Linked DNA regions of Homo sapiens: region 2 is linked to region 1. The links are chromatin contacts, found by Hi-C or POLR2A ChIA-PET in ENCODE. All regions are on one chromosome and are shown on one strand. Each heading gives the region's core, a stretch centred on a gene start or an enhancer-like site at or near the end of the contact. The rest is flanking DNA. Distances are from core to core; before and after follow the strand shown.

What was found. Hi-C counts contacts between places; a loop is a spot of excess contacts on that map. ChIA-PET counts read pairs that join two places held with the same protein, here RNA polymerase II (POLR2A). Pooled maps may share reads with other maps.
Region 2: a map of posterior vena cava shows a loop between it and region 1 (18-fold over the local background). The contact joins the promoter of CFAP100-DT here to the enhancer-like site in region 1. A Hi-C loop is called at or near these places in 28 of 168 maps with a recorded cell type or tissue (Caco-2, Calu3, K562 and 18 more), 3 of 37 single-sample maps with no recorded cell type and 35 of 50 pooled maps. POLR2A ChIA-PET finds 5 or more read pairs at or near these places in 4 of 52 experiments (A549, H1, HEK293 and 1 more).

What each region holds. Positions count from the first base shown.
Region 1 is chr3:126,349,919-126,356,124 of GRCh38, forward strand. It overlaps KLF15 (KLF transcription factor 15), which reads right to left. Exons shown (of 3, transcript NM_014079.4): 2 at 1,923-3,029. The coding sequence starts at 3,004. Among named protein-coding and RNA genes, the nearest start is that of KLF15, 4.4 kb to the right of the region's middle. RefSeq lists an enhancer at 6,032-6,206. Within about 2 kb of position 3,438, at least 8 of the 41 ENCODE cell types and tissues checked have a DNase peak (open chromatin) inside an H3K27ac peak, as active enhancers do; they include dorsolateral prefrontal cortex, gastrocnemius medialis and heart left ventricle, where a contact is called at or near this core.
Region 2 is chr3:126,391,324-126,397,892 of GRCh38, forward strand. CFAP100-DT (CFAP100 divergent transcript) reads right to left here and starts at 3,475. Exons shown (of 2, transcript NR_103789.1): 1 at 2,976-3,475; 2 at 1,709-1,970. CFAP100 (cilia and flagella associated protein 100) reads left to right here and starts at 3,586. Exons shown (of 17, transcript NM_182628.3): 1 at 3,586-3,655; 2 at 4,619-4,726. The coding sequence starts at 4,678. LOC107986044 (a long non-coding RNA gene) reads right to left here and starts at 925. Exons shown (of 3, transcript XR_001740563.1): 1 at 860-925. RefSeq lists an enhancer at 6,482-6,569.

The DNA.
Region 1 (6,206 bases), core at 2,188-4,687:
CCTCCTCAGAAACTGCCGTGTATGAGTTTGTATCCTTATGATGTACAAACAACAAGGAGGCCGCTGTGGAGCCCTGCACGCCTGCCCTGGGCTGCAAAGGGCTAGCCCTCCACTCTGCAGACAGGAAACTGAGGTTTGGAGGGGGACCACCCCAAAGGCACATGACAAGTTAGTGGCTGACCCAGGCGTAGGCTCAAGACCACAGCCCCCACATACCTGTGCCCTCGCCTTCTCTGCACAAGTTTCCTGCTTCAATCAAGAGCACTCCTGGCCCTTCTCTCGGCTCCTCTAACCTCCTATGCAGTGTACTTGCTGCTGTGTCCTCCTCTCACAAGCAACCTGTCAGCCATGCACCCACTCGGCAGGCCTAGGTACAAAGCTCAGAGAGGTGGGGACTCCAGGATGGAGACCTTGTGAGGCCCCAGGGTGGGCTCTCACAGAAGCCTCTCCGGTCTGTCTGAATGGGGTGGGAGACAGGACAGAGTGATGTCCTCACTCAGGAGGGGCCTCCATAAACCTAGACACTGTTCAGGAAAATTCCCTTCTCTGGCCAGATTGGCACTCAATGGAAAGGTGGCACCAGTGCCACAACATACATTCCACTCACAGCTCCCTGACCACAGCTCAGCCTCACTGGCCAGAACCTCTGCCCCAGACAACTCTCAAGAGCTCTCAGAACCAGAGTATGGTCAAGAAAACAAAAGCTGCAAACTGCTCCCCGGGTGTTGCACCCACACATAACACATGCACACACAGGCAGCCACACATGGTGCACAAACACCTAAGACATGTATGTGTGCAAACACATATGGTCACACGGCACAGACAGACACAAAGAAAGCAAGATGCATACACATGTGGGTGTGCACACACACAGCCACACACCTGCTGGCGAGGCCCAGGCCTGTATACACCCCCAGGGATACAGATGAGTGTGCCCCGTCTCACACACGTAGCAGCAGCCACAGCAGCAAAGATTTGGAATGTGCCAACAGCACACAGCGCCCCCCAGGCAGGCCAGAGATTCCTTTGGGATGGGCATCAGGAACTGCAGAGGGCTGGCTCTGGCACCCCGGAGCACATGAGCTCTTCGCAAGCAGCCTACATTTCAGGAAAAGGTGGACAGCCACTCCCAAGGAGGTTGAGCAGCACCCGGTGCTCAGGGAAGGGTGCTCCCTGGTTGGGAGACTACCAGTTACCATTTGAGGCCTGATTTCCCCACTGCCATGCAGACCAGACAGCCTGGGTTCTGCCACCTGTGACAGCACCACCAGCTGGCCTAGCCTCCCTCTGGGTTGGCCTTTGCAGCCTCCCAAACATGCTTCCACGTCCCCAGGGAGGAAGCATAGGCGAGGCCCAGCCCATGTGTCCAGAGACATCTGTGAATGAAGCTAGTCCCACTGGTTGGGGAAGCAGCATTTTCAGGATGTGACCTCTCGAATCCGGCCTCTGGGTTCAAATCCCATTCACAAAGCAGAGTGACCTTGGGCAAGTACCTGGCCAGTCGGAGCCCTAGTGTCCTGTGATGTAAGTTGGGAGTGATGGTGGTACTTACCCTGTGGGGCTGTGGGCCCAAAGGGAGCCGCTGCCTGGCCCCTAGACCGCACTCATCCTTCCTCGCCAGCCCCTCAATCCCCACCCTTGTCAGACTGGATGGGGAGACCCAGCTGGCAGCACAGGCCAGTGAAGCCTTACCTGGCCATCAGGAAACTGGACACCAGTTGGCTTCCGGCTTCAGGAACCAGGAGGACCAAGGAAGCCTCCAGGCAACTGTGCCAGCTCTGGGCCTGCACCCGCCTGCCCCTCCCTCCCCTCCCTCATCTACCTTCTGTTAATGGTGGAAAATGGCCCTGCTGCACACCCAAGTAAGCAGACATGAGTGGCTGTGCTCACTGCCCAGGCCTGTCACTCGCTATACTGACCTCCAGCCGCAGCCTGGCCAGGTGCAGGCGAAGGGCTTCTCACCCGTGTGCCGGCGCAGGTGGGCCTTGAGGTGGCTGCTTTTGGTGTACATCTTGCTGCAGCCAGGGAAAGTACATTTGTGCATTTTGATGAGTTCTGCGGCTGGGTTCTTGGGGAACTTCTGGCCCATGAGGAGACCGGCAGGGCCAGGCCCCAGGGGTCCCGATCCAACAGGCTTGGCGGCAATGGGCACAGGGGCAATGCGCACAAACTTGGAGGGCAGGTTCAAGTTGGAGGAGGGTACCACCTGGGGCACGAGTGCGAAGGTCTGCCCCTGGATGTTGACCAGGAGCTGGGCAACCTTGACATTCTCTGGGGCTTGCCCAGGGGAGGCAGGCCCTGTGCCCGATTCCTGCTTCACAGGCACGGGCTGGATCTGCAGCAACACTGGGATGGGGCCATCAGGCGTGGGGCCCCCACCTGGGCCCTGGGCACCTCCTGCACTGGCACCACCTGGTGGAGGGGAACAGCGCTCTCTCCCGCTGGACCCAGGATGGAGGTGGCTCTTGTGTGGCCCAGCTGAGAGCTGGCTGCAGGCATCCAAGTCCTTGCTGTTGCCCTCAGGGACCTCCTTGACTCCAGGCTCCATGTTCTCCTCCAGAAACTCTTCAATCTCCTCCAGGGTAGGCTGGAAGGGCCGTGGGACGTCATCAGGATCACCCAAAGGAAACTCGGGCAAGCAGAAATGCTCCCCCTTCACAGGGGCCGCTGCCCTTCGCCAGGGCCCCCAGGCCACGGGGCCACTGCTGGCCCCAATGCTACTGCCGCTGCCCCCGCCACTGCCCAGCGTGGCCTGGGACAATAGGAAGTCCAAGATGCTGTCCTGGCTCTCGGTGCCCAGGCCTCCACCATAGCAGGAGCAGAGGGCTTGAGAGTCGGGACTGGAACAGGAGCAGGGGCTGGAGGCATCGCTGTCATCTTCAGAGACGGGTGAGGGCAGCATGTGATATGCCCGCCGGCCAACCAGCCTATCACCCAGATACCCAACTGGGCATTTTGGCGACGAGAAGTTCTCGTCCACTGGAAGTAAGTGGTCCACCATGCTGGCCTGGCCGTGCCGGTGGCGGCTGCAGGAAAGGAACACAGGAGGCCTGGTCAGAAGGACAGTGCTCACCTGCCACCTCGCAGGCCTCTGACCCCACCCTCAGCTGCCTGCCCACAGCCTCCTATTGCCAAACGCCTGGATCCTGCTTCCATCCCCCAGGAGAGCTGTGCCTGCAAGAGTGTTTTCTGAAATTGCACCACCTGTTTGCAAAAGAGACCTCTCCAAGCCCATTGCATAACCAGGGGCACTTCTGGTTTCAAACAGATTTTCCAGAATTATCCTGGAAAATAGCACATATGTCTGTGAACAACTGAGTATGGGTGAGTATGAGAGAAGGGCATGCGCGAGGAGGCTCTCTGGACCCCAGGAGGGCCAAAGCCCTGAATCAGCCCACCGTCAACATCATAGGAGTCACTGTACATCTGAGGACTCCTGACCTCAGCTTCACGCCTGTTGAGTCACAGAATGGGGGTAGAACAGCCATTTGCCCTCTGACCCTCATGTTGCTGAGGCTTCCAGAGGGTTGCCAGATTACGCAAATAAAAATACAAGCCAACAGTTACATTCGAATTTCAGATTTAAAAAATAAACTATTTTTAATATAAGTATGTTCCCAATATTGGATAGGACACACTTACATTTAAAAATTATTTCACCTGAGATTCAAATTTAACTAGGCCGCCTGCATTTTAACTGGGCAAGTGTAGCATGTAGGCAAAACAGTCAAAGACCAAAAAGTGCCTGCCTGCGCAGCTGTTTCCCCACCTAAAGCTCCTCCACTCTCCAGTCCTCAAACCCCTCTGAGCCTTGACTGCCCTGTGAGTGGCACAGGCTTGAACGCAACCCTCTCACCTGCACCCTGATGCTTGAGCATCCTGGTGGCCAAGGCCCTGCCCCTCTGGTGATAATCCGTGGAGTGGAAGCAGACCACTGGGGTCCCAGAGCACCCGCATGTGCCTAACTGCCTTGGACTTCACACCCATCTAGTGGGAAAGGAGACAACCACCCCCCCAGCCCATCCTGACCAATAAGGAAGTGGAGTCCCCTGCACTCTCTGCCATTGCTCTCTCCATCTGGGACACTCACCGCCTTGCGAAGGTTCAGCTAATGCCTGTCTCCCCCTGAGACAGTGCACTCCATGTCTCTGCTGCGTCCCCAGTGCCTGGACTGGCCGCTGGTGCCCAGCAGGGGCTCAGAGAACTTTGATAGAGAGGAGAAGGGAAAGCTGCATCCTCTGAAGCCAAGGACATGCTAGGTCTGGTGCCAAGGAGAGTCAATAGTGTCCAGCTGTGACGGGGCCACCTCTGTGAACCTTTGTCCCTGCTCAGTGACCAGGGCAGGCTGGGTGTTTATCAAGCTTGGGGAAGGGGAATGCTCTGCACCAAAGTCAGAGGTTCTCTGCTGCCCAGCATCACCTCTACACCCAGCCCCTCTGTCTCCAGGACCCCTTCAGGGCCTGGCACCCGGCACTGCCCAATGGCCAATACCATCATCAGCTACAACCTTGAGCAAGTCCTTGCTCCCCTTCCCAAACCTTAGTTTCCTCATCTGTTCCATGCTTCAAAGATCTCTAAGTCTCTTCCTGCTCAGGGACCCCAGGACCTTTAGCCCCAGTTCCCAACTTACCCAGGAAGCTTCACGGAGCTCCAGGAAACTAAGGCAAGGTCTGTGCCCCAGGCCAGTTTTACTAGGAGGACATTTGGCTTTTTGGTTTAAATACTCAGCTAAGGATTTAAACCTGGAATATGTTTTAAAATGCACCTATTCACCAAATCAGGTGCTGGGAAGGAATGAAAGTGCTAGACACTGTGAAGGGCACAAGGCTGGGCAGAGCCCACACTCCACCCTGGGCCTCCCCCAACCCTTTCCCACCCTCCAAGCAGGGGCTCCATTTCTGAGTCTGCAAGTTGTCTGCCAGGTGACCTCAGGCAGGTGCACAGCCTTTCTGTGTCTGTCTCAGTCTGTGAGATGGGGGTGCTTCCAACAGTGCCTGGTTCCTCAGGTGTTGTGAGAATTCCGTGAGCTGACGCTCACTAAGCACCCCCCTCAGGATCTGGCACACCGGCAGCACTCAGCCAGTGCCAGCCATTGGTGTCAGCCTGCAGGCACGGCAAACGTTCGGCCTCTGCCCCTCTACTGTGATGTTAAGGAATCAGGGGCCTCCAGCCCTCCTGGGACCCAGAGCAGGCCTTAGAGCCCTCCCCTGAAACGTGATCACTAACTGGCCATCCCATGATATTAAGTAATTACTGTTAATATTTTTAATTGTGATGATCATATTGTGGTTAAAGGAGGCCTTACCTTTTAAACATATAAACAGATATTGACAGATAAAGTGATCTAAAAAGTACAGTAGGGGGGCTGGAAGGAAACACCCTCCAATGGCTTCCCAAGGACAGGTGGCCCTATCTCCTCGCAGCAGCCCAGCACCTGGGCCCTTGGGACTCTCTGCAGACCTCACCACCAACTGCCTCTCTTCTAGTCCAGGTGTGCTCACTTCACTTCAGCCTCAGCCCGGGGCCACTGCCCTGGCTCTTCCCCCAGCACTGCAGGTGGGAGCTGCTTAGTTAGATCTCGGCTCAGAAGTCACCCCTGTGGGGGCCTCCAGGCCCACTCTGTTACATCATCCTATATTATACTCTTCCCTGCAGTTTCTACTGTGGGAAACTATCTTGGTGATGTGTTTGTGAACTTTCCTCCCTGTCTACCTTCCCATCAGAATATCAGCTGTCCTGACTGTTCACTCCAAGGCCATATCCCAGAGTCTAAAACAGGACCGGGCAAAATTTGCTGAATGAGTGAATGGAAGGTGCGGGGGAGAGCGGGGGAGGTCGGAGAGTAGGAATGGGTGGCCCAGGTCAGCCAACAGGGTCTTAATGCTGGGCTGAACGTCCCAAGGGGGAAGCACCCAGGCACTGACAACCCAGAAAGGGCTCTGGGATGTCCCAGGGCACCGGCATTAAAGAGAGGACACTCTAGGGCTGGAGCTGGCTCGGCCCCTGAAACACAGCAGCACGTGGGGCGGCCAGAGGCGCAGGCTGCGTGCAGGGGGAGGGGACACGCTGTTCCGGGCACAGTCCCCGGCTGGCCGCCGGACTCCGCCCCCTCCCCTGGCCCGGCCAGGCCTGCTGTTTATCCTCCCGGGGACACAGCGGCTGCAGGAACAACATGTAATTGATAACAAGCCCAGCGCCGGCCA
Region 2 (6,569 bases), core at 2,225-4,724, 41 kb after region 1:
CTCACACCAAGGTCAACCGATTTGTTGGCAAATCCAATGAACACTCTTCAGTCCCTCTCACTTGGCCACTCAAGAGCACTTGGCAATGTGGACCCCTTTCTTCTTCTCCTTTTGAAAATATTTATTGAGATATAATTTACATATCTAAACTTCACCCACTTAAAGTGCATTTTACTATATTCAGAGTAAATCTAATGTTCACCATAGTCTAATTTTAGAACACTTTCATCACCCTAAAGAGCAAAATCCCATCTCCATTAGCCACCACTGCCCATTTGCCTGTTTCCCCAATTCCATCTAGGCGCCTTCATAGGATATGTGGTCTCTTGTGACCACATATGAGCCCAGTCTTACTCTGGGCTCCAAGACCTTCTTTTTTATTCCACTAGCACTGTTTCTCTGACACTGTGGTCAAATGTGATATGCCTGGGATGTGGATGCCAAAAGTCATCCCTGTTTTTTCCTAGACTCCAATCAAATTATCCATCCATCTGAGCTGGCAGGAAAGCAATCTGATTAATGTGATTGCTCACAAAATATAAAAAGCATGCCAGGCTAGAGCACCTGGCAGGCACTGGTTGGGGACACGTTCCCAGAGAGGGAGGGGGGATGGGGCTTCAGACACTCTTTAAGGACTTTGCAGCTTTCCCCTGAAACATGGTCCTGCAGGCCACAACCCATGCAGGGGCTCCTAGGTCAGTGTAAGTAGTGCAAAGAGCTCATATCACTGCCCTCCCTGTGGAAAGCCCTTGACTCACCGTGAAGCACGGTAGACATGGCTGTCATTCTCCATAACCTACCACCTCTCAGCAAAAGGAAAACCCCCATGTGAGAGATCTGGGCATCTAAGGCATTTTACCTTGAAGGTGACTCTCCAATCCAGCCTGGCCTGCTGTGCTGTAGAACAACGGTGAGACCAGGTGCTGCAGGAAAGAAATACAAGCTGCTCTCTCAGGCTTTGTCGTTCTGGTAGACCTCTGAATACCCTGTCTGGGTACAGGACTACTCCTGACCCCCCTGGTTTCTGAGTCCCTCCTCCCACGGCAGAAGCCAAAGATCTTGTGTGGAAGGCGGGAGGTGCAGGCAGGCGATCCAGGTGCTGCCTACCGGTCAGGAGTGCATAGCAGACTTCGGATCACAGCATGTTCTCTGCCAGAACGCGCCTGCGATGGCTTTGGGCTCCGCTCCAGGCTACAGCATCTCCCAGCTTGATTCCCTATCGTCCTACAGAGTCTGGGGGCACCCCCATGTCCTTTTCTCCCCCAAGTGGCTATAGTTGCTTTCTGTTGTTTATTCCCGAGAGCCCAGACTGATATACCTTCTTTGAGGAGGAAAATACGAAATCTGAAATACGAATTTCTCCTTTAAGAAGATTGTTAGCTTTTCCCAAAATGTTTGATTATGAACATTTTCAAGCTTCAAACATACAGAAATGTTGGAAGGATTTTGAAGCAGACATCCACATGCCCACTGCCTGGGCTGGACAGCTCACAGGCCACTACGATTCACCACACAGCCAGCCAGCCACCATTGCTCCACCAATCATGCATCTGATTTTAAAAATTAGCTTTTAATCAGCAAATGGTATTTCTAGTTAGACCTGTTAGGCTAAGACTAAAAGTTCCAAATCAGGTCACGTTTTCTAGGTGGTTTTCTTTCTAACCTTGTAAGCTACCAAGAGCAAAAACAAAGGCCAGAACACACAAACTGACAGATAACTTGCCTTTATTATGAAGTACACCTTTGGACTTGTGGGGTTTTTTTCCCAAAGCTTGTGCATCATTGTCTGGGATAACTGCATAAAATGGAAGGACGATTCCTGGTGAGAGGCAGTGTGTTCTAGGTAAGAGCAAAGCTGGAATCCGCTGTCTCACTGTGTCCCTGCTCTGTCCACACCGGCAACTCATGCAAAGGCAGGGTGATCATGCAGGTGAAATGGGTGGATTGGTGTCAAGTGCGTGGAACAGTACCTGGCACATAGAAAACACTCTGTAAGGTTCATGGGGAGATTCACGACTGTTCATAAACTGATCTGTTGATGACAATGAATGGGCAGGAGCCTGGGTACCTTTGTTCTCTTTGGGTCACTTATGTTCTAGCTTCCTAAAAGTCTCATTAGAGCACCTTGTATTTAGATAAACCATTACAAAAACACTTACTTTTCTACTTGAGTCACCAGTTTATGAAGTGCTTCTTGTGGTTTGCTAAAACCTAAATCGGAGGGACAGGTTTTTGTTCTGCTTTGATGGTTTGTAGGGAGATAAGGCTGCAGAGGTAGGCTGGGGCCGGGTCATTGAGGACTTTGAATGTCAGTGTAAGGAGCCTCTCTCCTAAGGGTAAAGGGACAACTTGTCTTTCAGCACATTTGACAATAGCAGCTGTAACGAACACACACGTGCACACATGCACACACACACACTACATGTGCACACATGTGCACATGCACACATGCACAAATCACATATGTGGCTTAACACAATACAACATTCTTCCTCCCTTGTGCAAAGCCCACTGTGGATATTGCAAGTTGGGACACTATTCTACCAGCGAAGATTCAGGGATCCCTGCTCCTTCCATCTTGGGAGCTCCTCCTCACTCCCACCCCCAGCTCCAATGGAGTTCCTGTTGTGGATGTGGTCTTCCCACCCACTACACCGGCCTTAGGCAGAGCCTGGCACAGCTGGGATCCTCACTGGGACTACATTGCTGGGCTGCAGACTGCTCCAGAGTCCCCCCAGAAGCCCCTAAATGTCCCTGAAAAGATGAGTCACTGACTGTGCTTTCAGCTCCAAGCAGCCTTTATCAATCTCTCAATCCCCATAGATACTGGGAAAATCTAGGAACATGTTCAGAACTCAAAGAGGGGTCTTCTGCTGCTGCTTTTTGTGGGGAGACAGGATCCCTGAGCTGGGGGACCAGACATCCTGGTGCCCCTGGCTTCAAGCAGCTGGTGGATCTGCGCGCTCAAAACTTGCCCTGGTCTGTATGGCCTCATCCTCTCGCTTGTCCCACTATGATGGATCTCGCTCGCTCCGTAGAGCAGTGGCTTTGCAACCCTAGCCAGCACTGGGGTCGCGCGTGGACTTGTCAGGACACACATTGCTGGGCTCCACCCCGAGTTTCTGATTCTGGGGCGAGGATTGAAAACTTGCTTTTCTAACGAGTTCCCAGCATTTTCGATGCTGCTAGTCCTGAGACCATACTTTGAAAACCGCCCCTCTAGAAAGTGCGATCCCTCCCCAGGAAAGAAGCAGGGCTATTTTTGCTCCAAAAGTATCCATCCTGCACGCCCTCTTCAGTGCTTGGCACGTGGCGAATAAACCAATCAGGATGAAAGGAGCCAACCCAAGTGCGGAGTGTTGAACCTCAGAGGAAGAAACCCGCGTTCACCAGGCCCAGGCCTGGGCCAGGCGCTGTCCTGGCGGCGTCAGGGAGGACATCGTGCCCAGAGCTCGGACCCAGCAGCCCGGCCCCGCGCCCTCCCTGTCCCGCGGCCCGCAGGCCCAGCCCTCAAGCGCCCAGCCTCCGCGGCCTTTGTGGCGTCACAGCCAGCCTGAAGAATGGTTGCCTTGGAGACGTAAACCCAAGAGCCCTGCTCCTGGAGCTGAGAACTGCAGCGCGGAGGCTTCGGAGCGAGCCGGGGCAGTCGGGGTCGGTGGGTGCGCTCGCGGTCCGGGGAGAGGGGGCGCGCGGGGTCCGTGAGGGCGCGTGGGGGCGGCGGCAGGGGTGCGAAACCAGGGCCCGAGGGGCGCGCGTGGCCGGGAGCGGACTTGCAAGGCGCCTTCCAAGGCTGCCCGCTCGCATGCCACTTGCTTGAAACACACCCATCTACCATCCACCCCATCTGTCCTACCATCCCTGTGCACCTCGCTGTGTGGCTCGGGGCCTTGCAGAGCGCGGGTGTTAGGAGGCGACCCTGCGAACCCCAGGCTCACCCAATAGGGGGCTGCAGCAGGAATGCGGCAGGAATGGCACAAGCTTAGAGTGGGGGCCCTTTCCAGAGGCAGCCCCTCCTGACTGTGACTTTGGACACCTCGCTGAATCTCTGCTTCCTCCCCTGCAAAAATGAAAATTCATTCAATGGATGAAGTTAAGAAGTGCCAAGGGTATGTCAGGAGCTTGGATGAGCAGAAAAGACCCCCCTGTTCTCATGGAGCTCACATTTTAGGGGGAAATAGACAACGAATGGATTTTTAAAGTGATAATCAGATAGTGGGAATTGCAGAGAAGAAAATAAAGGCCACATGGGGGTGGGGAGGAAGAAACCACTTTGGATGGGATGGTGAGAGGTCTCTCTAAAGAGGTGACATTTGAGCTCGGAATTGAAGAGAAGGAAGCCCAGCACCCCCAGCTGGGTATGGGAGAATATTTTTTGGCCGAGGAGGCCGAAAATGCAAAGGCTTGAGGCCAAGATTGATGTGTTCTAAGCACAGAAAAAGTAGGCAGCTAGAGCCAAGTCCAGGAGGTGAGAGTGGACCCTCGGGTGGGAGAGGCAGGGAGCCGGCAGGTGTCCCCACAAGGTGAGCCCTCAGCAAATGTCGGTGGCTGTCAGCCACCCAGGGGGAAGGAAGCTCTGGGCTTGGGGACCACCAGGCTCAAGCACTGTGTCACTCCTCAGGTGAGGATCTCCTTTAGAAGAGGAGAAGCCTTGCATCAACCTCTTGGGCCTCAGCCAAGATGTCTGAGATACCGTCCACTATAGTCTCCAAGAACATGACCAATGACAGTAAGTACCGGGCCAGGGTGGGCACTCTCAGAGGTCAGGGGCAGCTTCGGAGCCTGTCCAGCTCCCTCACAGGTTAAGGTAGCTCTAAACCAAACACTAGGCAGGAGTCATAGATCTGCCTACTTCCCTTGAAACAAGGCATATGGATTGCCTGCAGCTGCTGTAACAAAGCACCACCACAAACTGGGGGGCTGGAGTCACAGACATTTGTTTTCTCAAGCTCTGGGGGCTGGATGTCTGAGATCAAGTTGTCCAAAAGGCTAGGTCCCTCCAAGGGCTCTGAGCGAGAACCCATTCCGGGCCTCTCTCCTGGTTTCCAGAGCTTTGCAGGCAATCCTTGGTGCTCTTTGGCTTGTAGAAGCATCACTCCCATCTCAGCCTTCCTGCCCATGTGGAATTCTGCCTGTGTGTGTCTGTGTCCAAATTTCCCCATTTTACAGGGACCCCATCACATTGGATTGGAGGCCTACCCCGCTCCAGAATGGCCTCAGCTTAGTGAATTACAGCTGCAAAGACCTTATTTCCAAACAAGATCACATTCTGAGACAGTAGGGGTTGGGACTTCAACATACGAATTGGGATGACACAGTTCAACCCACAACAGACCATGAGGAAGGTGTCACCGTGAAGGTGAGCTTCTCTCAGCACCCCTCTGACCACAAATGCCAGGCTGGGCTCCAAGGAGGTGGTCAGCTGGCGCTAGGCCCTGGATGAAACATGCCTGCCCTAGTGGAATTGCATGCATTTGCCAAGATCTCACACAGGGCGACGCTGAGGGAGGCTGCCCAGGCCTACCTGGGGCCCTTCAGCTTTTTTATTGGAATTTAATTTGGTTTTGACCAGGCATAGTATTCCATGGTTCAAAATTCAAAAGTGTGTTAAAAGCCCCTCATTGTGAAAAGCCTCTCCCACCCTGTCAAAGGCATACAGTGCCCCTTCCTTAGAGATGGCCACTGTCCCCTGTCTCTTCTAGGCTACCAGCTCAGTGCACATACAGGCAAATGTGTGTAGATGAGGTTTGTTCTTTTCTTACACGGAGATCACACAATGAAAACCCTGTCTGCACCTTGATTTTTTTAATTAACCCATACATTGTAGAGACTGTTCCTTATCAATACATCAAGAATTCCCTTATACTTTTTGTGCTTTTGAGTAGAATAGTAATCTTTCAGTATGGCTGTATCATAATTTATTAACCAATTCTCTGTTCATATGGGTGATTAGCTTGTTTCAGAAAGTGTGCTGCTATAAACAGTGACCCCCACCATTACACTTAGGTGTGCACACGCTCTCTCGTTCTTTTTTTGCTCCAGAGTAAATTTTAAAATGAAGAAGGGCTGGAATAAGGTTTAAAAACAAAGATGGCTTTGAAATGTTTATAGATAACAAATTAACTCTCAATGTGCCCATAAAACAATGCAGATAATTATGCTACCACAAGACAGTTGAAGGACATGTAAACTATATTGATTTGTTTATTGGTATGAGGGGGAGTGCCTAGTTGGGGTACCCTATGACCCTGTGGCATTGGTAATTCCTCGAGATTGATTGAGGGCCTGTGCATTTGTGAGAAAACCAGGCCAGACAGGCAGAGCCAGGATTGGCACCCAGGGCCAGGGGTCTCAGAGTCAGGTGGGTCAGGGAGGTTGGCATGGGCAAGGTGGGCAGGGGACCTGGCCAGGGGCTTCAGTCAAGAGGACTGCTGAGCTCTGTGTCCTGGGGTCAGCTGCAGGAGCTGGGACAAAGGTAGGGGCCAAAATGACACTGAGCCACCTGGAGTGAGAGGTTTGGGGATGCTGAGCCAAGTACAGATAGGACCCCCCCTCAACCAGAGGGCCCAGGG